5 separate regions of the Homo sapiens genome follow, and regions 1, 2, 4 and 5 are each linked to region 3. Evidence: chromatin contacts called from ENCODE Hi-C or POLR2A ChIA-PET data. All regions are on one chromosome and are shown on one strand. Each heading gives the region's core, a stretch centred on a gene start or an enhancer-like site at or near the end of the contact. The rest is flanking DNA. Distances are from core to core; before and after follow the strand shown. Region 1 holds the start of KLHDC4 (kelch domain containing 4). Region 2 holds the start of SPATA2L (spermatogenesis associated 2 like). Region 3 holds the start of CTU2 (cytosolic thiouridylase subunit 2). Region 4 holds the start of BANP (BTG3 associated nuclear protein). Region 5 holds the start of RPL13 (ribosomal protein L13).

Region 1 (4,523 bases), core at 279-2,778, 940 kb after region 3:
TCCTTGATTACCCATCCAAAGATGACATCTTCTAAGTAGTGATAAGCATTTTTACTCTGCTCTTTCAAATCATAACATTCCATGCACTGCAGATGATTTTGCCATTTCTTACGTAATTTGAGGCAAATCCTAGAGTACAATTTCCTAGCAGGCATTTGGATATTACCTATCTTTATTTCTCAGGCTCCACAAATTGAGTACCCTTTCAGGGTGCTATCATTAGCTCTAGCCTACCTATGAAGAAACAAAAGTCCTCCATGTTAGGACATTTGAGGACATGCCCTTAGTACCTAACAGTGTCTGGCACATTTTAAATGGGAAGGTGGAAGGGCCCCCCCATTTTTTTTTTTTTTTAAGATGGAATTTTGCTCTTTTGCCCAAGCTGGAGTGAAGTGGCTTGATCTCAGCTCATTGCAACCTCTGCCCCCTGGGTTCAAGCAATTCTCCTGCCTCAGCCTCCCAAGTAGCTGGGATTACAGGTGCCCACCACCACGCCTGGCTAATTTTTGTAGTTTTAGTAGAGACGGGGGTTTCACCATGTTGGCTAGGCTGGTCTCGAACTCCTGACCTCGTGATCCACTCACCTCGGCCTCCCAAAGTGCTGGGATTACAGGCGTGAGCCACCGCGCCCGGCAGGGACTGTCTTACTCAGGATCTGCAAAATCTTATAACTGTGTGAAATTTTTTTTCTGGGAAAAAAGCACTCATTTGTTTGGTCTGAGGGGAAAAAATGGGGCTAGCCCAAGAGTCGCCCACTTAGTTCTACCCAGGGCGAAGCAATGTGCCTTAACGGGGGGCACGTGCACCCCGGAAAACTCAAGAGAAAATGAGCCGGGCGTGGTGGGCTCCTGTGGTCCCAGCTACTCCAGAGGCGGAGGTTACAGCGAGCCGAGATCGCGCTACCGCACTCCAGCCTGGGCGACAGAGCAAGACCCTGCCTCAAAAAAATAGAAATAAAAAATAAAACTCAGAGGGCACGTCTCCTAGGACACGGGGACAGGCTAGGTGGGGGCACAGGGCGTGAGAATTGGCGAGCATGGCCGGGGTATGTCAGGCCGGGGCTGCCATCTTTTTTGTTTTTTGAAACAGGATCTCGCTCTGTCGCCCAGGTTGGGGTGCAGGGGCGCATTGCTGCCTGGAACTCCTTGACTCAAGCGATCTTCCCGCCTCACCTTCCCGAGGAGCTAGGACCACTGGGCGCGAGACACCACGCCCGGTTAATTTTTTTTTTTTTCTTCTGTAGCGACTGGGGGTGGGGGGTGGTGTCTCGCTTTGTTGCCCAGGCTGATCTCGAACTCCTGGACTCAAGCGATCCGCCCGCCAAGGCCTCCCAAAGCTCCAGGGTTACAGGCATGAGCCACCGCGCCCAGCCCGGGGCCGGTCATCTTTTCCGGGGCCTTATGCAGAGTCCGAGGCCCCCGAGCCCGCTGCCGAAGACGGAGCTCCAAGACCGAACCTCGTAAAGGGCCCAGCCGCACCTCTACCCGGAAGCGGCTCGAACTCGGGGCCGGAAGTGACTCCATTTCTGTGCGCCGAGCTCCGCCCCACGAGCACCTGTTTCCGAGCGGAGAGCGCGGGCCGTTTTCTTTCCTGGTGTCCCGTCGCGGCTTGGGACCCGGCAAGATGGGCAAGAAGGGCAAGAAGGAGAAGAAGGGCCGCGGCGCGGAGAAGACGGCCGCCAAGATGGAGAAGAAGGTGTCTAAGCGCTCGCGGAAGGAGGAGGTGAGCGGGTCAGACCGGGCTTAGCGGCCCGACGTCGCGGCCGTGCAGCCTCGGCCGACTCCCTGCGCCCCCCGGGGTTACGGGTCGGCCGTGGGAGCCGCGCCGGCCCTGCGGGAGAGCTGGAGGCCGTAGGAACTGCCCCGGCGCCGCGTCCGGGCAGCCCAGACGGGGCCCGCCCCCTCCTGAGTCTCCACGTGTGTCTGTCCGCTTCTCGGAGCTGCCCCCTTTAACGTGCTTGCTTTTCTTAGTGTGGTGTCACGGGCGTTTTTCTGCGTTTCCTCCCCCTCCTCCCTTCTCCCTCCACCCTCCCTCTGAAGGGAGGCTGGGTGGTGAGAAGAGGGAGGGGTTTGGCACAGGAAGACCTGAGGTTGAGCCGGGGGCTGCCTCTGCATGATGTGTGGTCTGGGAGTAAGACTCTTAACTTTTCTGAACCTTACTTTTCTTTCAAAAGAGGGCAAATAATCATCACAGCAGCCCTGAGCAGTGAGCAGCAGATGGTTAAGTGAAGAAGGCACTGGAGCCACGGGGTATCCCGTAGCAGCTGATGGCGGCCATCACGGTTGTCTCCTTCCCTCTGGTCCTCAGCCCGGGGTCTGCAGGAGGATCCGTCCTGACCTTGGGGTTGAGTGTTCTGCGGCTGCTGCTCATGGATTCCCTAACCGGGGCCAGTTTTATGGCCTGCCGTGCGCCAGGCACAGCTCCCTGGGCTTTACTCCTCACGAGCAGGTCAGTTCCGTAGCACTGGTATTCCCATTTGACAGGAAGACCAACAGGTGAACCATGAAGTGGTATGGAACTGGGATGTGACCAGATGTCCTGAATCAGGAGCTCTTGACCACAGTCCTTTGTCCCTTTTCTTCCTAAGTCATTGATCTCTCCATGTCCTCATCTCTTAAATAATGGAGTTGGACTTTTCCCTCACACTCCTCTTAGGCTCTTTCTTTTTTTTTTTTTTTTTTTTGACAGAGTCTTGCTCTGTCACCTAGGCTGGGCTGCAGTGGCATGACCTGCTGGCTAGGGTTGTGGCACAGGAAGTCAGTTCATCTGTGTGGTATCTTCAGAATGGTGCTTGGCAGAAAGTAAGCACTCAGTAACCAGCTGTTAGCTGCTTTCTGCTTTTTTTTTTTTTTTTTTTTTTTTTTTTTGAAGGAGTTTCACTCTTGTTGCCCAGGGTGGAGTGCAATGGTGCGATCTCAGCTCACTGCACCTCCGCCTCCCAGGTTCAAGTGGTTCTCCTGCCTCAGCCTCCCAAGTAGCTGAGATTACAGGCATGCACCACCACACCCAGCTAATTTTGTATTTTTAATAGAGACCGGGTTTCACCGTTTTGGTCAGGCTGGTCTGGGACTCCTGACCTCAGGTGATGCGCTCGCCTCGGCCTCCCAAAGTGCTGGGATTACAAGCCGTAAGCCACCTTGCCCCGCCAGTTACCTGTCATTTTTACTCATCTCCATGTCTCCCTCCAGTACCCAATACTAAGGTGATTGTAACAGTAGCTTCCCTTAAGAGAGAGAGCCTGTCAGGCCTGGGGTTTGTATGTTATCTGAATGAACCCTCAAAACAAACTTTTAAAATAAGTGGGCGTCTGATTAGGCTAGACCCACAGAGGATCATCTCTTTCTTAAATTCAGCTGTGTCTGTAATACAACCTAATCACAAGAGTGGTATCCCATTCTTTCACAGTCCTGGCAATTATTGGGGGAAGGATTGGGGACAGTTTGGAATTCTGCTCCCACAGAACTCATGTATCAGGTCACCTGGTTCGCACCTTCACTTAGTCCTGGCCTCTGCCTGTCTTTCCAGCTGTCTCCCTGGGCTCACTCCAGCCACAGTGTCTTTTAGTGTCTCAAACATGGCAAGTTGTGTCTGTGGTCTTACCTATACCCCAACCATACTCCGTCTGAGTCGTCTTTTCAGCATTCAGCTTATTGTCACTTTGGAGAGGCTGTCACTGGCTAGGCCACTGGCGTCACCCAGACCCTACCACCTTGCTCTCCTTCAGTCACCCAATGATGATGAGGTTCAGCCAAGGTCAAAGACCGCTCTAAGTAGCAGCAGCAAAGCTTTCGCGGTACATAGACGTTAGTATTTGAACTGTTTGTTTAACCTCGTTGAGCAAAAAAAGCAAGTTGAAAGAATATACAGTATGATACCATTTAATGACATTTTATTTTTTATTTTTTTTGAGATGGAGTCCTGCTCTGTCACCCAGAGCAAGTGTCGCAGTGGCATGATCTCAGCTCATTGCAACCTCTGCCTCCCAGGCTCAAGCAATTCTCCTGCCTCAGCCTCCCGAGTAGTTTGGGACTACAGGTGTGCGCCACTGTGGCCGGCTAATTTTTGTATTTTTTAGTAGAGACGGGGTTTCACCGTGTTGGTCAGGCTGGTCTCGAACTCCTGACCTCAAATTATCCACCTGCCTCGGCCTCCCAAAGTTCGGGGATTACAGGCGTGAGCCACTGTGCCCAGTCCATTTAATGACATTTAAAAATGTAAAACAATACTATATGTTGCTTAGGGATACACATGTGTAATAAAAGATTGAAGAAAAGCGTGAGACTAATAAGCATCGAGTTCCAGATAGTGGTTACTTGAGGGAATGTGTGGGTGGGTACATGTGGGTGACACTTTATTCCTTACCCTGGGAACCGTATACAGGAATGTCTTGGATAAAGTTCTGTTAACTTGTGTGTTTTAAATATTGCATCGTTTAGAATACTAAGCAGTGTACCCTGCTGACATTCACCCTGAGATGAGAGGTAGACTGAAGGAAGCACGAGGTGGGGCGTGGCAGGCTGAGG
Region 2 (4,547 bases), core at 1,305-3,804, 1.0 Mb before region 3:
AACAACCTCATCCTTTTTTTTTTTTTTTTTTTGAGATAGAGTCTTGCTCTGTGGCCCAGGCTGGAGTGCAGTGGCGCGATCCCGGCTCACTGCAAGCTCCGCCTCCTGGGTTGACGCCATTCTCCTGCCTCAGTCTCCCGAGTAGCTGGGACTACAGATGCCCGCCACCACGCCCAGCTAATTTTTTGTATTTTTTAGTAGAGATGGGGTTTCAGTGTGTTAGCCAGGATGGTCTCGATCTCCTGAGTTCGTGATCCACCTGCCTCGGTCTTCCAGAGTGCTGGGATTACAGGCGTGAGCCACTGCGCTCGGCCCAGAACAAACTCATCTTGATTTTTGTCTGGAAAAACTATTTCCAAAAAAGTCCCAAGAATAGGCTGCAGGTGAATGTGAGTCGCAGGTCGAAGTTGCAGGCCAAAAGCTCTGCACACGGCCGTGGCCTTCTCACTCTAGTGGCTGGGTTCTGAGGGTGTGTTAGTCCGTCCCCATGCTGCTGTAAATAGCTGCCTGAGGCTGGATAATTTATAAAGAAAAGACGTTTAATTGACTCACAGTTCCGCATGGCTGGGGAAGGCCTCAGCAAACTCACAATCATGGCAGAAGGCGTCTCCTCACAGGGCGACAGGAGCGAGAATGAGCACTGAACAAAGGGGAGAACCCCTTATAAAACCATCGGATCTCGTGGAATTCACTATCACGAGAACAGCATGGAGGAAGCTGCCCCCAAGATTTAATTATCTCCACCTGGTCCTGCTCCAGACCTGTGGGATTACAATTCAAGATGAGATTTTGGGTGTGGATACAGAACCAAACCATGTCAGAGGCCAAGGATCTCAAGACAAGGCCAGGGTATGGCATGTTTATGATTTAGCCTTGGAATTCATTCCACATCAGTTCTATTCCATGGGTTGAGGCAGGTGCAAAAACCCACCCAGGCCTATGGGAGGAGAGCTAGGCCCACTGCTGGATGGATGGACTGGTGTTGCCAAATTCAGTGAGGACAAAGGCAGAACAGTTACCTCCACCCTCCTCCGCATCAGAAGAAGAATAAAGATGAGACTTACGAAGTTAGCTGTCCTGAGGACTGGTGTGGACCCATGGTGGCACTGGGCACCAAGAGTGAGTTCAGTAAACAGTAAGTAAAAGAGCTCCCTGTCCAGAGGTGGCCACCTAGATAACTCAGGGAGATCCACCGACTGCATCACGATTTTTTTTTCCAGACATTCTCGCTCTGTCACCCAGGCTGGAGTGCAGTGGCACGATCTTAGCTCACTGCAACCGCAACCTCTGCCTCCCAGGTTCAAGTAATTCTCCTGCCTCAGCCTCCCAAGTAGCTGGGCTTACAGACATGTGCCACCACGCCCGGCTAACTTTCGTATTTTTAATAGAGACGGGGTTTCACCATGTTGGCCAGGCTGGTCTTGAACTCCTGACTTCAGGTGATCCGCCCGCCTCGGCCTCTCAAAGTGCTGGGATTACAGGCGTGAGCCACCGCACCCGGTCATGATCACTATTTCTAAGATGCCAGCAGGGAACTTCCAGGTAAAAAATCTAAGAAAAAGGGGGGACCTCGCCGCCCAGGCCCAGGGAAAGTTTCAACAAACTTGGGCCTTGGTTTTGGTGGCCTGGAGAGATGAGGGACACAGACGTGAAGTAGCAAAGCCTGCCCAAAGCGGGGGTGTGGGGTAGGGGTGGGTTTCGGCTGGGACCTCCAAGGGTCTCCCTCATCCTCCTCTACTTCTGGGCAATGCGAGAAAGTGGCTGTAGCACAGAACAGAGGAACCCGAGCGAAGAAAACGTCCCCGGGAAGTCGTGGCCCAGATTTAGCCTGGGTGGATCCGCAGCCCAGGTCAGCTTTTAGCCTAGAGAGGGGGGCGGCTTCGCCCTGCCTCAGAGACCCGCCCAGACGATGCTCTCAAGGGCTGCAGATGGCAAGTGCAGGAGGCCGGGAAGCGGAGCCAGCATAAACAGAATCTGAGGTCCCCGCATCCACCTGAGGCTGCTGTTTCAGACGAGGCTGAAAGGCTTGTCCTTCCGCCCACCTTCCGTGCCGCGGGCCCCTCCCTCAAGGGGATGGCCCCGCCCCACAGGGGAGGCCCGCCCCCGGATCCGGCCAATCCCCGCCAGGTAATGCAGGTGGCCCCGCCCCGCAGGAAAGGCTCTTCCCAGGATCCAGCCAATCCCCGCCAGGTAATGCCGGTGGCCCCACCCCCCAGGGGACGAGCCCGCGCACCTGCTTCCCCGCGGCCGGGTCGCCTGGGGCTGGGTCCCTGTCTCGTGGGGAGGAGCGGCCCAGGCACAACGTTCCCTGAGCGCCTGCCATGAGCCCGCAGCCCTCGGCCCAGCGGCGTCGTGAACGATACCGGTCCCGCGAGGAGACGGGCGACGCGGTGACAGGAGGCTCTCGGGGTGCCTCGCGCAGGGGCTCGGCCGGGCTGACACCTCCTCCTCCCCTTTCACCAGGCCCCGCCCCTCCTAAATTATTCGGAGGCGGGGCCTGCGCCAAGCCCCGCCCCGCCCCCAGCGTCACGGCCGCGGACCCCGGGCGGAGCCGACTCCCGGCGGAAGCGCGCGGCGCGCGGGGAGGCCCGAACTGATCCGCGGCGGCCGGAGACCGCTGGGGACAGACAGGTAGCGCCGTCACCCGCGGGATCCGCAGCTCCATCTGCCGGGCGAAGGGGCTCTGGTCGGGAGAGGGCTCAGCGGGCGGAAGCGCGTCTCTAGAGAAGGGTGCGGTCGATAACCGGGGGCGCCCCTGGAAGGCCGAGGTACCCAGGCTGGAGGGAGGGGCTGGAGGTGCGGGGGCGCTCAACTGGAGGGGCCTGGATCGCTGGGTGGGCGGGCAGCTGATGGGGCCGAGGTCTCCAGCGTAGGGGGTGCCGAAGATACCGGGGGCGCCCAGCCGCTGGGGGCGGGGTCTCCAGGCTCGAGGGGTCCTGGGGACGCTGGGTGAGGGTTCGGGGAGAGCGCGGCGGGCTGGGCGCGGCCTTAGGTCCCTGACCCCCCCGACCCCCGTCCGCCGCAGGATGGGCAGCAGCTCGCTGTCCGAGGACTACCGCCAGTGCCTGGAGCGCGAGCTGCGACGGGGCCGCGCGGGCGTGTGCGGGGACCCCTCGCTGCGCGCGGTGCTCTGGCAGATCCTGGTGGAGGACTTCGACCTGCACGGGGCGCTGCAGGACGACGCGCTGGCTCTGCTCACCGACGGGCTGTGGGGCCGCGCCGACCTGGCGCCCGCGCTACGCGGCCTGGCTCGCGCCTTCGAGCTTCTGGAGCTCGCCGCGGTGCACCTGTACCTGCTGCCCTGGAGGAAGGAGTTCACCACCATCAAGGTAGGCGCCAGGCCAGGAGGAGCGCGCCCCTCGTCCTGGCCTGCGGGTCGCGGGGCCGCCGACCATGGGGGACCACGCCTTTCGAGAGAGAGGGGCTTCAAGTGTCCTCAGTGCCTGGTGGGCTCCTCAAGGCTCCGAGCGCTGAGGGGTCGTGGGCGTGTGGGGGCACCCACTCCTAGGGCTGAGAACATGGGGTGGGCGAGGGCAGGCTTGGGTGCTGCCTACGGGGTCCTGCCCTGAGAGCTTGCGTCAGTGTCTTCCCTAAGAGGCCTCGCGGCCCCAGTTGCCATGGAAATCTTAGGACGGGGGCACAGAAGGGACTTGAGTTCCCATGGTCATCCTAATTCCTCCAGGTTATGGGCCAATCCCATTTGCAGAGGAGGCCGCCGAGGCTGGGAGGACTGCAGATGGGTGCATCCCTGTGAAGTCTCAGGGCTGGGCTCAGACCTAGTGAACTCCACGGCCTGGGGCGGGAGGCTGTGCCCAGGGCTGGCCTGGCCTCTCCAGGTGAGCTCCTGGCGGCAGGAGGGGGCAGGGCCGCCGGGAGCTCTGAGCTAATTCGGAAGAGTAGGAAGCCGATGACGTCACTGGGCACGTGGGCGAGCTACGCCTCCGCCGGTTGCCATGGCAGCGGCAGTCTCTCCGCGGCTCCCCGGGGACACCTGCTGGTCGGAGGCGCCAGGACTTTCATTCATGAGAGAGGACGGACAGGCCCGCCCTTGAGGCCTCCCAGGGGGCGGGGCGGGGGAATAACCGGCTTCAGTGCCGGACAGCCCTGGTTTGGACTTAGTTCTGCTGCTTCCTGGCCGCGAGGACTTGGCCAAATTAGCTAATCTCTGTCAGCCCCTTTCCTCCTGAGACAGCGACACGGGAACAGTCCAGTTCATGGGGCCAGAGGAATGAATCAAAGCCCCGAGCTCAGTGCTGCAGGCACTGGGCGCTCCACACGTGGGCCGTGTCCAGGCATTAGATGCTAGGAGTCCCGGAGTTAGGGAATTTGAGAGTCAGGAGACGCTCGCAGTGATTGTCCTGAGCTCCTTTAGTTCTTCACCTAAGTGTAGGCTAGAAAGCACTCAGCCAGGCCGGGCGCGGTGGCTCACGCCTGTAATCCCAGCTCTTTGGGAGGCCGAGGTGGGCAGATCACGAGGTCAGGAGATTGACACCAGCCTAACCAACATGGTGAAACCCCGTCTCTATTAAAAAATACAAAAATGAGCT
Region 3 (4,574 bases), core at 829-3,328:
TATCAAGGCTGGGACATGGGAAGTGACCCCCAGGACCCAGCTTTGGGCGTGGGGAGTCTCATACAAGGAGACACAGGTGCTGGGCTTCACCTCCGCACTGTGGACCAGGAGAGCCTCTGCGCCCTACACCACCAGCTGGGATTCAAGCGTGGTGGGTCCACGTGTACATGCTGCGTCTGGGCTCCTGAAACCACGCTGTCCCCTGTGGGTCAGGGAAGGCCAAGGTTTCTCCCACGTGCTGACCTGAATGATCCCTGGGGATCCCAGCTCGATGTAGATTCCTAAGGCCTTCCCCTAGAGAGCCGGCTCCCCACTGTTCCTTGGGACCAGCAAGCACAGCAAAAGCCCTTCTGGCCACAAGGGCCTAGCATACAGCCACAGCAGCCTCTCCTCAGTGAATTCTGCCGGCAGCCTGGTGTTCTTGGCAATTTCAGATGCTCCTGGGTGGTTAAAGAAGTACCTATCTTGGCCAGGTGTGGTGGCTCATGCCTGTAATCCCAGCACTTTGGGAGGCCGAGGCAGGTGGATCACTTGAGGTCAGGAGTTCGAAACCAGCCTGGCCAACATGGTGAAACCCTGTCTCTACTAAAAATACAAAAACAATTGGCCGGGCATGATGGCAGGCACCTGTAATCCCAGCTACTCAGGAGGCTGAGGCAGGAGAATCACTTGAACCCAGGAGGTAAAGGTTGCAGTGAGCTGGGATCATGCACTCCAGCTGTTGCACTCCAGCCTGGGTGACAGAGGGAGACTCCATCTCAAAAAAAACAACAACAACAACAAAAAAACCACGCACCACCACTGGGAATTAAGAGGGCTAAAAGGAGAGAGACCTGGTCCTCCCTTCAGGGAGCTATGAGTCTAGTGGAAACAACTGAACAATACAATGGCTACAAGCCAAGAAAGACATGACAAGCGCCTGGGGGAAAGCTAGAGGTCTTCCAAGCCTCTATCCTGCCACAGATGAAACAAGCATCTCACACGAGATTAAAAACTTTCACCCAGACCATCTGCCAAGTTCCCAAGATGCTCTGATCCGCCCCTAGATGTATTCCAGCTGCCCCCAAACGCCTGGTCCTCCTACAGCTTATCCCAGTCTAGACACCACGGCCCCACTTCCAACTGTCCCCATAAGTTCCATCAGAAACCTCATCAGGGGATCTGTGGCTAGCTCATGGGAAACTTTCCCAAGCAGGAAACCAATGCTTTCGCCTCCACTTCAACACCAGGGGCACGAGGGACCCCATCAGGAGCAGGAATAAAGTAAGTACATGTTTTTAAAAAGAATTAACAAAGCATCACAAGTTGCGGCTATCCTGTCTGCTAGCGAGGCCATGTTTGCCAGGGTCTCAGCCACCTCCAGGCCTCACCTGCAGAAGGCATCTCCGGCTCGTATCACCACAACGGGCTGCGCTTCCTTGCACTTCACACACTTCTGCTCACGGCTTTGGAGATGGGAGGGGGGAGAAGAGAGAAACACAGATCACATCTTCCCCACGCCTAGTGGGCTTTGGGGAGACAGCTCCTGTTTCTCACCCTGAGTTGGGTCAGAGAAAGGCACCTCGGTACACACACAAACCCAGGCTTGTGTTCTGTCCAAACTTCAAGAAAAACAAAGGCTCTGGGGGGATGTTTAGCCTAGAAAAGCCGGCTCAGGGGGCACATAAAGGCCGCTTTTCAGTCTCCCAAGGCTGACACGGGGAGGCGAGACAGCTTCACGGCACCAGTTCTCTCCGAATAAGGACAGCACTGTCAGCGGCAGAGCCGTCCCCAGTGGCTGCTAGGATGAGAGGCGCGAGCCAGTGGAGTAAGTCCCCTTCTAGGTGGCCGTCACCGCTTGACAGGCATTCCCCGAGTGCTAGGGAGCGAGGTCCCGCTCTCCACGCGGGGCTTCCCGGAGCAAGCCCGGCCGGGACCCTTCGGGGCAGGAGTGCGGCGGGAAGGCGAGGGGCGGCCTGGCGGGTCCGGCCGCCAGCTCTTACCTGGGCCGCGGCGCCGGGGGCGGCTCCTCAGGCGCCGGCTCCCCGTAGTCCTCGCCCACCTGACACATGGGCACGCCGGGTCCCGTCGCAGACTGTGGCGGCGACAGCGCGAGGGCGCGCCCCGATGACGTCGGAGTGGCGCCGTGACGGCCGCGAAGCCCGGCTGGGGGCGGCGCCCTACGATGACGTCAGCGCGGCGCAGTAGCGGCTGTGACTAGCGGGCCGGCCCGGGCCAGGACAGCGGGCGGCGGGCGGCGCGGGCCTGGCCCCGGGATGGCTATGTTCCGCAGCCTGGTGGCCTCGGCTCAGCAGCGGCAGCCGCCGGCCGGGCCGGCGGGCGGCGACAGCGGCCTGGAGGCGCAGTACACCTGCCCCATCTGCCTGGAGGTCTATCACCGGCCCGTGGCCATCGGCAGCTGCGGCCACACGTGAGCGCGCCCGCCCAGGGGCCGCGGGGAGGGGGCCGTGCCCCGCCGCGGGAGGGGTCGCGAGGCCGGCGGCCGCCCCGGTGCAGCTCCGGACTGGGCGCGCGGGGACTCGGGGCGCCGGGGCCTCGGGGCGCGTGGGGTCCGGGTTTCCCTGTGCCGCGCCGCCTCTGCCCTCTGGGCGCGTTCATCCCCCGCCCAGCCTCCTTCGCGCCAGCCGCAGGCGCCCGGTCCGACTGCTGCTTCGGTTCACCGGGCGACCTGCGGCCCTGCCCAAGCTCGGGGTCCCCGGCGGCTGCGGCGGGCGCTCCGGTACTCAGAGGGCAGCAGGTGCCACCGCTCCGCCAGTGGTGGTGGATTTGGGCTTGTGCGGCTGGAATGGGCAGTTGTAAATAAATAACTTGTAGTTTTTGCTATCAACTCTTGTTCGGACCCGCTGTCTGCCTGTTTTGACTACAGAGGAAAGGAGTTCCCTAAAGTTTAGAGGGGCTTGTTTGGAGTCTGATGTTCTTAGTTTTGTTTGAAGGAGAACTTGAGTCACACCGATCACTGAGTAGCCAGGCAGGCTGGTCCACAGAGGAGCAGACACTGACCACCTTGCTGGGGTTTCCAGCTGCACCAGGGCTCACAGCCGGCTCCTCCAGGGTGTTTCAGGAACAGAAACTGGAGGACGTGGCTCTCCTGGCGGGGAGCTGTGCTCAAGTATTCTGGAGCTGCCAGCCCCGTTGGGAGGAAGCCTAGATCAGTGTCTGCTCCCTCCTAAGTGCTGAATAATACAGCTCTTGAGCAAAATCAGCAGTGGCAGGGGAGAGAGAGAGCAGGAGGGCTTCCCCGCAGACATCCAAGCTGCTGAGGTGGTGGAGTGGAGGGGGGTGCACCCAGACTGGTAGGAGGCTCTAGAACATTTTGCAAGCAAAGTCAGCTGACTTCAGGGGCTCCTGGTACAGAGGGAGCTGGGACTGCTAGGTGGATGTGTGCTGGTCACCCACGGAGGTGGCAGGGCCAGTGTCAGGATGCAGAGCTGCCTTCATTACCTGTGTCAGGCAGCACAGGCGCCTGCCCACGCTGGGACAGCTCTACCTACTTCTCTTGTGAGGCTGCTACAGGCTCTGCCCCTGCTCCTCCATCTCACTTAGCCGTGACATTTTGGGGGGGCAGCCTCTGAACGGGAATATTTTTTTTTGAGACAGAGTCTTGCTCTTGTCACCCAGCCTGGAGTGCAGTGGCGCCATCTCGGCTCACCGCAACCTCCATCTCCTGGGTTCAAGTGATCCTCCTGCCTCAGCCTCCAGAGTAGCTGGGATTACAGGCACCCGCCACCACGCCCGGCTAATTGCTGTATTTTTAGTAGACAAGGGGTTTCACCATGTTGGCCAGGCTGGTCTCGAACTCCTGACCTCCGGTGACCTGCCCGTCTCAGCCTCCCAAAGTGCTGGGATGACAGGCGTGAGCCACCGCGCCTGGCAGGACTTCCTTCTTGTGAGCAGGTAGCGGGTGTTTGAAGGTGTGTTCCGCACCTTCTCATCTGTTACTGAGCGCTGTGAGGCTTGACTTAGGCCTTGTTTTAGAAAAGCCTCCCGTAGGCTTTGGGTGCCAACACCTTCACCGTGTGGTCGGCCACAGCATCTCCACTTTCCTAACCTGCACAAATTGGTCTTTGCCCTTCTTTTTCAAATATGTCTTTTCCTAAAATGTAGTTTCCATAACACAGAATGCAGAACCACATGGAATTGTGGAGCATCTTTCCTATAAAACTCCCCTCTGCCATGCTTTTCTTGGTAGAATGACGACCATCCTAGTCTCACCGCGGGTCCTGCAAGAGCTTTTCACACAGCCTTTGCCTTTCAAAGATTTTTCTCCCCGACTTTTCCTGCTGGCTTTTGTTTTCTGGCTGTTCTCTCTCTGCTTCTAACTTTGTTTCTTGTTGGTGTTGCTAAGGCATGCATGCAAATGACCACAGAAAGTTTAAAGGCTCTTCAGGTTCCCTTCGGAAGTTTGTTGCTGGTCTGGTTCTGTCCCCTCCGCAAGCTCCCCAACCAGAGCAACTTCCTCCTCCAGGGTAGATCTCTCATGGCAAGAGTATCCCAGTGTGGGGGCATGCACCCTGCTCTAGCCCTCGCGCAGGAGGCCCCCTGGGGGCCCAGCAGGAGCTGTTCTCAGCCAGGGG
Region 4 (4,564 bases), core at 1,261-3,760, 760 kb after region 3:
GGAGGGAGAGGGGTCTCCACAAGGAGGAAGAGCACTTGCCAGAGGTTCCTGTGGAAACGAACAGAGCCAAGATGAAAACATTCCTGAACATACCCAGCTACAGAAGAAAGGAAAATATCAGGCTGGCTCGTGTGCAAGCTAACCCATCCAGATGAGAAGGACAGGGGCTGAAGGAGAAAGGGGACCTGACACTATCCTTGAGAATTTAAAACAATGTAAGGAGTCGATGGGAACAGAAAGTGCCAAGAGAAAAGCCATGACTAACAGAAAAATCCACGCTGTACAGGAAGGGAAACACTCAATTTGTCCGTGAAGAGAACAGTATTTGCATAGGCCTAACACAGACAGTCCAGGGGATAGAAGAGTTGGGATATGACAGAAGGGCTCCATCACCCCATCGTAATAGAAAGACAAGGCTGTGTAATACAAAATATCAGCTTAGAGCTAGGTGCAGTCACTCACACCTGTATTAGCGGCTACTAAGGAGGCTGAGGATCACTTGAGCTCAGGAGTTCGAGTACGGCCTGGGCAACATCAGGGGATCCTATCTCAAGAAAAAAATAAAAAGGATCAGCTTACTCAGAGCTGTGGAGAATGACCTAAAGAAACCACTCAAGATGTAAACCTCTTTGAAGAACGGGGCTGAGAGGTGGGGCAGGGGACCATTGCTTTTCATTGTAAGTCTTTCATTGACGTTCCTATTGTATACATTATATTGATTAAAATACTAAATATATGGGCTTTTTTTTTTAAGAACATAGGCTTCAGACAGACTGAATTCGAACCCTGGCTCTGTAAATCTGAGCAAGTCCCTTAGTGTCTGCGGGCCTAGTCACCTCATCTATAAAGTGGACGCAGCCTCTGCCTCCTGGGTCATGATGAAGCACCCGAGATGTTGAGCTGCCCCCACGCAGCGTGGAATCACAAATGGAAGCTCTTTTTTAAAAAGATTAAAGCCCCAGGCTGGACAACAAGGCGAAACCCCCTCTCTACGAAAAATACAAAAATTAGCCGGGGTGGTGGCGTCTGTGGTCCGAGCTACTCAGGAGGCTGCGGTGGGAGGATCACTTGAGCCAGGGAGGCCGAGGCTGCAGTGAGCCAAGATCACGATACTGCATTCCAGTCTCGGGGACCGAGTGAAACCCTATCTCCAAAAAAATAAAAATATTAACGCCAATGATGACAGAATCCAACATCGCAAGAATATATTCTTATTTTAATCGCCAGACACGGGAAGTGGACCCACATACAGAATTTTACCGCGTTTTGGTGTTTTCTTCTAGCACTGGATATCTGCGAGCTGCGTGTTAAATGACCAGATCCAGTTTTTATTTGACGTTTCCTGAGCTTACTCAGAACCACTCACTACTCCAAGTTATTTTTCTGTCCCCTAAGAACTTCCAGCTAAAAGTGAACCCTACAACTGCCTCCTCTTATCAATTATTTACTGTAGTGCGAGTTCCAGCATCGCCATCAGGCCCTGGAGTACATTCCTGGGCAGAACAGGCAACTCCAAACAGGGCAATTACCTGTTCCACATCAACAACTGTGTGACCCGGGCCCTCCCCGGTCAGGGTGCAAGCTCGCTACCCTTCAAAGCCCACACTCGCTCCACTTGCTCACAGTTCTTCAGGGATGATGTATTTCTCCAATAGCAAGACAACCCCTACCATCTCATCAGTGAAAAACATCAGTCCTCTATCAAGGCAATCTCTCCAATTTGCTCACACAGTGTGGATGGAATGTCATCTACTTTCTGCATCCTAGGGGGGAAAAAGAAAACGGCCACCTTCCTTAAGGACTAGATCACAGAAATCGCACAAACGTGCTGGGGAGGGGGCACCCCGAGGTCCTCGTTCATCGGGGCCCCTCGGGGGACGGGCTGGGGTCGTCGCCGAGGTCTGCGGTCCCCGAGAGCGCCCCTTGCGTGTGCAAGTCCTGGGCTATGGGGCTCCGGTCCACAGCCACGGAGGAGGCACAAAAACGATGCCTGTCGCTCCCGCCTGGCTGGCAGGAGCGACCCCCTTGGGAGACTTCGGGCCCCAGAGGAGCCCGGGCGCGGTTCTAGGCCTTTCCAGTCTCCCCGCCGTGGCTCCGGGTCCTTCCCGCGGGGCGAGGCCCGGGACAGAGGTCGGGAGCGCGAGGCCCCCGGGCCGGGCTGCGGCAGCCGCGGCTCAACGGACGCCGGGCGCGGTGGGGCCGGGGGTGCGGAAGCGAGGAAGCGGGAGCCCCTCTTCCGGGGCGCGGCCGGGGACGGGGAGCGGGGCCCGGGGGGCGATCGCCCGGCCCGGGCGGTTGGCGGCGGCGGGGCTGCGGCGCGGGCGGCCCGGCGGGCGGGAGGAGGAGGGAGGAGGGAGATCTCGCTCTCGCTCTCGCCCCGCGGGAAGGGGGAGGCGGAGGCGCGACCGGCTGCGGGAGCTGCAATTACCGTGTGGGCTGCGGAATTCTCGTGGTGTTTGTCGGGGAGATGCGATAATGGCGTCCGTCCTCGCGAGAGAAGCCGCCGCTCTGCGCAGGCGCCGCGAGCCCCTCCCCGCGACGCTCGGCCCCCGCCCTCCGCGCAGGCTCACTGGGCGCGCGGGCCCGGGGGCGGGGCACCCCTGTGGCAGTGAGGCCAGCTGCGCGCGCTTTTCCCGCTCGGCCTCCTGGTGAGCATGCGCAGGCGGCCTTCTTCCGCGACGGTACCGGCTTCCCAGGGCTTTTTTCCCCCCGTTTTTCGCCCACGCCCATGGCCTGCGTGAGAACAATCACCTCAGTGGACGGTCTGAGGAATTTGCATCTTCTTTGAGACGGAATGAATACGCATTAGCTCCCTCAACTACTACACCTCCCAGGGTGCCCTGCGCAAGCTGGGAGCCATGCATTCGGGGACTCGTAGTCCCTGCGTCTGGGCCATGCCTGCCGGGACTTGTAGTCTCTCCGGACTCCGGTGGCCCGTCCTGTCCCCGCACCAAGGGTTGCTGGGACTTGTAGTTACGATGTCTCAGGTGGGCTGTGCGCCCCCAGCGGGTCCTACCTGCTGCTGCGGCGGGTCCTGCCCTGAGGTTCCGGAGCGCTTGGTGGCGTTTTCCCTGACATAAGTGGTCAGGGGTCCCCAGTGTCTATCCAGAGGGGCCTGAGTGCACGCGCGCGGGACTTAGCACACGCGGCAGTGATTATGGTCTTAGATAAGTCCTATAGGTAACACATAATATAAATAAGTGATGGCGGCCGGGCACGGTGGATCACGCCTGTAATCTCAGCCCTGTGGGAGGCCAAGGCGGGCGGAACACCTGAGGTAAAGGGTTCGCGACCAGCCTGGCCAACATGGCGAAACCCTGTCTCTACTAAAAATACAAAATTATGCCGGGCGTGGTGGCGGGCGCCTTGTAATCCCAACTACTCGGGAGGCTGAGGCAGGAGAATCGCTTGAGCCCGCGAGTCAGAGGTTGCAGTGAGCCGAGATCGCGCCACTGCACTCCAGCCTGGCGACAGAGCGAGACTCTGTCTCAAAAAAAAAAAAAGTGATGACGTGAATGTGCACACGTAGAATAAATGTGCAAATGTGCGTTTGTGGGTAATCACAGGAAAAAATTCCCAAACCATAGCGCAGTTCCCAGAAATGTCATTCCTGGTTATCTCCCTCTGCTAATCTAGGATTACCTTGCCTTTCATTTTCTTCTTTATACTCGCCTCTGTTTCCTCAATTATTTGCAATGAGCAAGAATGCCTTTGAGCTCCCAAACACAGGGCGAGGCAGCTATTTTCACTGGGAAAAAGAAAATGCTGGCCGGGCGCGGCGGCTCACGCCTGTAATCCCAGCACTTTGGGAGGCCGAGGCGGGTGGATCACGAGGTCAGGAGATCGAGACCATCCTGGCTAACACGGTGAAACCCCGTCTCTACTAAAAATACAAAAAATTAGCCCGGCGCGGTGGCAGGCGCCTGTAGTCCCAGCTACTCGGGAGGCTGAGGCGGGAGAATGGCGTGAACCCGGGAGGCGGAGCTTGCAGTGAGCCGAGATGGCGCCACTGGACTCCAGCCTGGGCAGCAGAACGAGACTCCGTCTCAAGAAAAAAAAAAAAAAAAAGAAAGAAAGAAAAACAAAATGCTTTACCTTGAATTTCCTGCCCAACTCCCTTTTGCCAATAATAAAAACAGGATTCAGCGCAGTCATGGGCTATGCGACCTTGGGCAACCTTACCGAGTTAAAGTCTCCTCCAGAATTAGGCTTGGAGGTTCCACTGAGGCTGGTGGCTGGGTTACTTCGTGGCAAAAGTGCCTTACAAACACTCCAAGGAGGAGCCTTGGCAAAATGGCAGCGCTGGGACAGGTGTTGATCTGAAGATGGGACTTGTCCTTTTTCAACATGAAGATCAGCTCCAAAGAGATTAGAAAAATTGTCCAGCGAGGCCACAGGGCTGGAGAGAGGCACAAGCTGAGTTTGCAGTCCAGAGCGCCTTGCTTAGAGTGTGGAGTCCACTCACATGGAGGGAAAGGGTGCGTGCGATAGCTGACACAGAATATTCCCTCCGGCAGTGGGGACAAAACATGTTCTAGGGACGCACGCCTTTTGTCTCCACCTC
Region 5 (5,205 bases), core at 1-2,500, 850 kb before region 3:
GTCCATTAAGGTTATCTCTGCGGAAACGCACAGGTGAACCTTAGCAGTCCCGCTTAGCTCATCACCCACAATGTTTTGGTTCTTCTCACCCCAGCAAGACCCAGGGACCGGTGTCACTGATAAAGGAGCCAAGCCTCACTGTCCCCGCGCACCAGGACGGCCAGAGAGCCGTGTACTCACAGAACTGTCTCCCTTCTTGGGGGCCGAGGGCTTCCTGGGGAAGAGGATGAGTTTGGAGCGGTACTCCTTCAGCCGCTGCACGTTGGCCTGCAGGGACTCCGTGGACTTGTTCCGCCTCCTCGGATCCACAGAAATGCCGATGGTCCGGGCCACCTTCTTGTGAATGCCGGCCACCTGCCCCAGAACCAGAGAGAGATGGAGACAGGCCCGGGCTTTCTCCAGCCCCGAGGCCTGGATGAAAAGCCTCAGCAATCAGATGGAAAAGGGTTCAAATGTGCTTTCATCAAGGCCGTACAGCGATTCCGGAGAATGTCATCACGCGACTGAGGCCAACAGAGGGGACTTCGGGGCCTTCCTGACACCGCAGCGCTGCCAGTACTCACCCTGAGCTCCTCCAGGCTGAAGCCGCGGCCGGCGCGCACCTTCGTGTGGTACCGAACCGTGGGGCAGCGCACGATGGGCCGGATGGGACCCGACGCGGGGCGCGGGGCGATGCGGCGCGCCTTGGCTTGCCGGGCCTTACGTCTGGTGGAGAGAAGCGCAGCGGCGGTCACCCTTGCCTAAGGCCGCCAGGCCAGCGCTCCGCGACGGTTGCAGACAGCGCCCCCCGCCCTGGCATCGGCCACCCGCAAGCCAAGGCGCAGCCGCGGGCACGAGCCCCAGGGGCAGCCCCGAGCGCAGGGCTCACCTGCGGATCTTACGGGCCGGCTGGTTGAACCACGTGGCCACGCGCCGCTGCCAGTCCTTGTGGAAGTGGGGCTTCAAGACCATGCCATTCCGGCTGGGCGCCATGGCTGCCTACGGCCCTGCGGCTGCGGACGAGAGGGGAGCGAGTGAGAGGCCGGACCCCGGGCGCGCGCACCCCCCCGGGCCTCCGCCCCGAACCCTCCAGACTGGGCCGTCCGGCCGCGCCTAGAGCCCGGGCAGCGGCCGAACGCTGTCTGCGAAGAAGAAGGGGCCCATCCACTCCCGCGTTGGCTGAAGCGCCAGGCCGATGGCGCTGGATGATGCCCAAAGGCCAGGACCCAGTCTCCCTCACCTCCTGCGCAGGAAAACAGCCGAGCGGAAAGGAAGCGGCCCCGCAATGCACTCTGGGATGATAGCAGGGCCGGCCAACCAGAAGCGCCGGGCGCTCTGACCAATCAGAGCCCCGAAAGGAGGAACTGACGTCGCCGCGGCTCTCCCGGCAGCCCTAGGGCCGCCGTCGCAGACATGTTGCCGCTGAGAATGCGGCGGGGCGGCCGTGATTCCTGGGCCCTGAGTAACCGACGGCCGGACTTGCTTGACGTCCGCCGTTACTGCCCCGGCGCTTCAGCCGCTGCGCGGGCCGCGGCCGAGTCCTGTCTTGCGGGCTAACGCGCGCGAGTCCGGTATCTGGGCCGACGGCGAACGGGCGACGCCCGAGGAATTCTGTTTGTTCACATTTGTGAGACACGTTTGCAGCGCAAAGGCAGAAAAACTTCAGTGACATCCGAGTTTGCGCAACCTAAGGCCTTCGTCCTTGTCGTTCCAGCGTTTATTCTCCTCCCATCCATTTAGAACATTTGTGGTTTTTTTTTTTGTTTTTTTTTTTTGGAGACGGAGTCTCGCTCCGTCGCCCAGGCTGGAGTGCAATGGCGCGATCTCGGCTCACTGCAGCCTCCGCGTCCCAGGTTCAAGCAATTCTGCCTCAGCCTCCCGAGTAGCTGGGATTACAGGCGCCCGCCGCCACACCCTGCTAATTTTTGGTATTTTAGTAGACGGAGTTACTGTTGGCCTCTGTCGCTTTCCCTTGGCCCAGGATTAGGTGACTTCTCTAAGGTCAGGGGTACCCGACTGAAAATGTCACACTCTGACCTGCTGTGCCTACTGCCTTCCTTCACAAAGAAAAGCATCAACAAAAAGCCATCTCTTCTCTAGTATAAGTCTGTGAAGGCACCATCCATCTTACTGCTACCTGGAAACCTTTAAATCCCAATAACCCTCTTTCTTCCCTACCCTCACCCAATCACCACGCTTCCTCCTGGTAAAACTTATTATTATTTTTTTTTTTTGAGACGGAGTCTCCCTCTGTTGCCCAGGCTGGAGTTCAGTGGTGCGATCTCTGTTCACTGCAAGTTCTGCCTCCCGGGTTCACGCCATTCTCCTGCCTCTGCCTCCCAAGTAGCTGGGACTACAGGCGCCCACCATCACGCCCAGCTGATTTTTTGTATTTTTAGTACAGACGGGGTTTCACTGTGTTAGCCAGGATGGTCTCGATCTCCTGACCTCGCGATCCGCCCGCCTGGGCCTCCCAAAGTGCTGGGATTACAGGCGTGAGCCACCGTGCCTGGCCAACGTAATCCACATTTTAAGAATTTCACAGTTCCAGCACTTTGGGAGGCTGAGGTGGGCGGATCAGCCGAGGTCAAGAGTTTGAGATCACCCTGGCTAAGATGGTGAAACCCTGTCTCTACTAAAAATACAAAAAAGCTGGGCGTGGTGGCGCATGCCTGTAATCCTAGCTACTTAGGAGGCTGAGTCACCAGAATTGCTTGAACTGGGGAGGCAGAGGTTGCAGTGAGCCAAGATCACATTACTGCACTCTAGCCTGGGCAACAGAGCAAGACTCAGTCTCAAAAAGAAAAAAAAGTATTTCACAGGCCAGGCACGGTGGCTCATGCCTGTAAATCCCAGCACTTTGGGAGGCCGAGGCGGGTGGATCACCTGAGGTCAGGAGTTGGAGACCGGCCTAGCCAACATGGCAAAATCCCGCCTCTACTAAAAATACAAAAATTAGCCATGTGTGGTTGTGTACACCTGTAATCCTAGCTACTCCAGAGAGTAGGACAGGGGAATCACTTGAACCCAGGAGGCAGAGGTTACAGTGAGTCGAGACTGCACCACTGCACTCCAGCCTGGGTGACAGAGTTAAGCCTCCGTCTCAAAAATGAAAAATTTAAGAGCTGGGCGTGCTGGCTCACACCTGTAATCCCAGCATTTTGGGAGCCCAAGGCAGGCAGATCACGAGGTCAGGAGATCGAGACCATCCTGGCTAACATGGTGAAACCCCGACTCTACTAAAAATACAAAAAATTAGCCGGGCGTGGTGGCAGGCGCCTGTGGTCCCACCTACTTGGGAGGCTGAGGCAGGAGAATGGCGTGAACCCGGGAGGCGGAGGTTGCACTGACCCAAGATCGTGCCACTGCACTCCAGCCTGGACTACAGAGCAAGATTCCATCTCCAAAAACAAATAATAATTAAAAAATAATAAATTAATTTCACAAAAGGCTTGGCACAGTGGCTCACACCTGTAATCCCAACACATTGGGAGGCCAAGGCAGGAGGATCACTTGAACTCAGAAATTCGAGTCTAGCCCTGTCTCTACAAAAAGTACAAAAATTAGTCGGGCATAATGGTGCGTGCCTGCGGTCCCAGCTACTTGGGAGGCTGAGTCAGGAGGATTGCTTGAGCCCAGAAGATCGAGGCTGCAGTGAGCCGAGATGGCGCCACTGCACTCTAGCCTGGGCGACAGAGCAAGACTCTGCCAAAAACCAACACAACAGCAAAAAAAAAACAATTACCGAGGACACTACCCTTGGCTACACCAGCTAAAACCCTCCCATCGATGTGCTGGTCTTTGGATTTGGAGAACTGGGGCAAAGGTCAAGGCATCTCTCAGAGATGCCACCCTCGGGTGTGTGACTGCACCTGTGGCTGCCTCCTTACTGCTCCGCCAGCGTTTCAGTGTTGCAGCAACAAGAGGACAATCCACTCACGTCACTGCACCACAGGGAGGGCAGAAGCAAGGGGGCCGGAGTGGGAGCCGCATGCCCCGGAACTCAGGGCCAGGGTGTCCTGGGTCGTCTTCTATCCCTACGGGGTCCAGGCCCCAGATTCCTACAGAAGGAGTTTTTCACTTAGTCCCTGCATTACTCAAATTATAAACTGAAACCACAAGACCCTGTGATCCAGGGCAAGCCCACCAGCTCCTCTGCATTAGAGCTGGCCAGACAATGCAAATGTAGATTTTCCAACTACACAGTTTATTAGTAAAGTATCTCAACAATTCTCAGAGCAGTAAAAACCAAGGCATCCCCAACACTGCATGCGTGACTAGACCAGCAAGAAGTCCTCAACTTGCACCAGTCCACATGGCAGCAGGGGGCAGTGGTGAGTCCTCCGGAGCCCAGTGCCTGGGCCTGACTGGCCCCATTGATGAGTGAGCTGGATGACAGGGCCGCTGGAGATAGGACAATCGGCTCACAGGGTCCTTTCATGTCCGATCCCCTTAGCATTCCGAGGGAGCCACAGGAACTGGGGCGGTCGTGCAAGCGTCGGCATGAACAGGGGTCTGTTTGGAGTCTGAATGCTCTGCTGCCTCTGGGTGGCCTCAGCCACACTGGGAACGACTGTCTATAACCCTGGGAACTCGAAGTGTTCCATGCTCACTCGGGAAGCACTGATAACCTTCCCCATAGGGGAAACGACTCACAAACACAGGACTCCGTCAGTAGTTTCTGCAGAGAAACTTAAAATCATGAAAAGGGTCATCAATCAACAGATCTCAGAAGTCACTGTGCAGGGACTACTGAGGGCCGCGAGAGGAAGTGCAAACCTCAGCTGAAAAGCAACTCAGGGTGGCTGAGTGAGCCCTCACTTCCCGGACCACCCGCACGTGCAGCCAACACCTCCCAACTACTTGGGCCAAGTCGGCTCTTCGCCTCCAAGTGGAGGCTGCTGGGTCTCTTCGGTCTCCTCCTCGCCCAAGTCCTGTTTCTCCCTCTGGGCGTCGATCCACCTCTGCGGTGCGATCATTTTCTTCGGCCCATGGGGCGGCGGGCCAATGAGAGCCTCAATGTCCTCATAGTTTATCACTTCCTTTTCCAGAAGGGCGTTTGCCAGCTAGAAAGAACAGGCATAGCAGTGTGTGAGTCCCCAGGGCAGACAGAGCATCTCTATGTCCTGGGGAGGTGGCAAGAGGCGTGAGGGCCTGTCTGTGTGCAGGACACCCAGGACAGGCCACTTTCCCAGGGAAGCGGAGGCACGGAGGCAGCTCCGAAAG

What was found. A loop is a pair of places that touch in the nucleus more often than their neighbours do. ChIA-PET counts read pairs that join two places held with the same protein, here RNA polymerase II (POLR2A). Pooled maps may share reads with other maps.
Region 1: a loop to region 3 is called in a map of ascending aorta, with 9 times the contacts of the local background. The contact joins the promoter of KLHDC4 here to the promoter of CTU2 in region 3. A Hi-C loop is called at or near these places in 2 of 168 maps with a recorded cell type or tissue (CD8-positive, alpha-beta T cell and ascending aorta) and 8 of 50 pooled maps. POLR2A ChIA-PET finds 5 or more read pairs at or near these places in 1 of 52 experiments (H1).
Region 2: a loop to region 3 is called in a map of CD8-positive, alpha-beta T cell, with 6 times the contacts of the local background. The contact joins the promoter of SPATA2L here to the promoter of CTU2 in region 3. A Hi-C loop is called at or near these places in 1 of 168 maps with a recorded cell type or tissue (CD8-positive, alpha-beta T cell), 5 of 37 single-sample maps with no recorded cell type and 7 of 50 pooled maps. POLR2A ChIA-PET finds 5 or more read pairs at or near these places in 1 of 52 experiments (T-cell).
Region 4: a loop to region 3 is called in a map of ascending aorta, with 17 times the contacts of the local background. The contact joins the promoter of BANP here to the promoter of CTU2 in region 3. A Hi-C loop is called at or near these places in 5 of 168 maps with a recorded cell type or tissue (CD14-positive monocyte, CD8-positive, alpha-beta T cell, ascending aorta and 1 more), 6 of 37 single-sample maps with no recorded cell type and 17 of 50 pooled maps. POLR2A ChIA-PET finds 5 or more read pairs at or near these places in 1 of 52 experiments (activated CD4-positive, alpha-beta T cell).
Region 5: a loop to region 3 is called in a pooled map, with 6 times the contacts of the local background. The contact joins the promoter of RPL13 here to the promoter of CTU2 in region 3. A Hi-C loop is called at or near these places in 7 of 50 pooled maps.

The regions. Positions count from the first base shown.
Region 1 is chr16:87,762,991-87,767,513 of GRCh38, reverse strand. KLHDC4 (kelch domain containing 4) reads left to right here and starts at 1,528. Exons shown (of 12, transcript NM_017566.4): 1 at 1,528-1,722. The coding sequence starts at 1,624. LOC105371399 (a long non-coding RNA gene) reads right to left here and starts at 1,473. Exons shown (of 3, transcript XR_933871.3): 1 at 1,173-1,473. It overlaps LOC102724467 (a long non-coding RNA gene), which reads left to right. Exons shown (of 4, transcript NR_120309.1): 4 at 1,090-1,183. RefSeq lists enhancers at 1,433-1,492, 1,573-1,632, 1,616-2,240.
Region 2 is chr16:89,699,712-89,704,258 of GRCh38, reverse strand. It overlaps SPATA2L (spermatogenesis associated 2 like), which reads left to right and starts at 2,554. Exons shown (of 3, transcript NM_152339.4): 1 at 2,554-2,631; 2 at 3,026-3,329. The coding sequence starts at 3,027. RefSeq lists silencers at 1,959-2,678, 2,849-2,948 and an enhancer at 3,951-4,547.
Region 3 is chr16:88,704,007-88,708,580 of GRCh38, reverse strand. It overlaps CTU2 (cytosolic thiouridylase subunit 2), which reads right to left and starts at 2,078. Exons shown (of 15, transcript NM_001012759.3): 1 at 1,983-2,078; 2 at 1,371-1,445. The coding sequence starts at 2,050. It overlaps RNF166 (ring finger protein 166), which reads left to right and starts at 2,173. Exons shown (of 6, transcript NM_178841.4): 1 at 2,173-2,410. The coding sequence starts at 2,256. RefSeq lists silencers at 1,810-2,119, 2,160-2,439 and an enhancer at 2,061-2,698.
Region 4 is chr16:87,949,380-87,953,943 of GRCh38, reverse strand. BANP (BTG3 associated nuclear protein) reads right to left here and starts at 2,510. Exons shown (of 14, transcript NM_001386991.1): 1 at 2,429-2,510. RefSeq lists silencers at 2,015-2,114, 2,135-2,194, 2,225-2,344, 2,355-2,654 and enhancers at 1,943-2,585, 2,845-3,154.
Region 5 is chr16:89,556,727-89,561,931 of GRCh38, reverse strand. RPL13 (ribosomal protein L13) reads right to left here and starts at 1,250. Exons shown (of 6, transcript NM_000977.4): 1 at 1,220-1,250; 2 at 869-992; 3 at 564-705; 4 at 181-354. The coding sequence starts at 972. It overlaps SNORD68 (small nucleolar RNA, C/D box 68), which reads right to left and starts at 502; the gene lies at 431-502. SPG7 (SPG7 matrix AAA peptidase subunit, paraplegin) reads right to left here. Exons shown (of 17, transcript NM_003119.4): 17 at 4,166-5,045. The coding sequence ends at 4,839. RefSeq lists silencers at 668-717, 778-1,047, 2,589-2,808 and an enhancer at 1,158-1,267.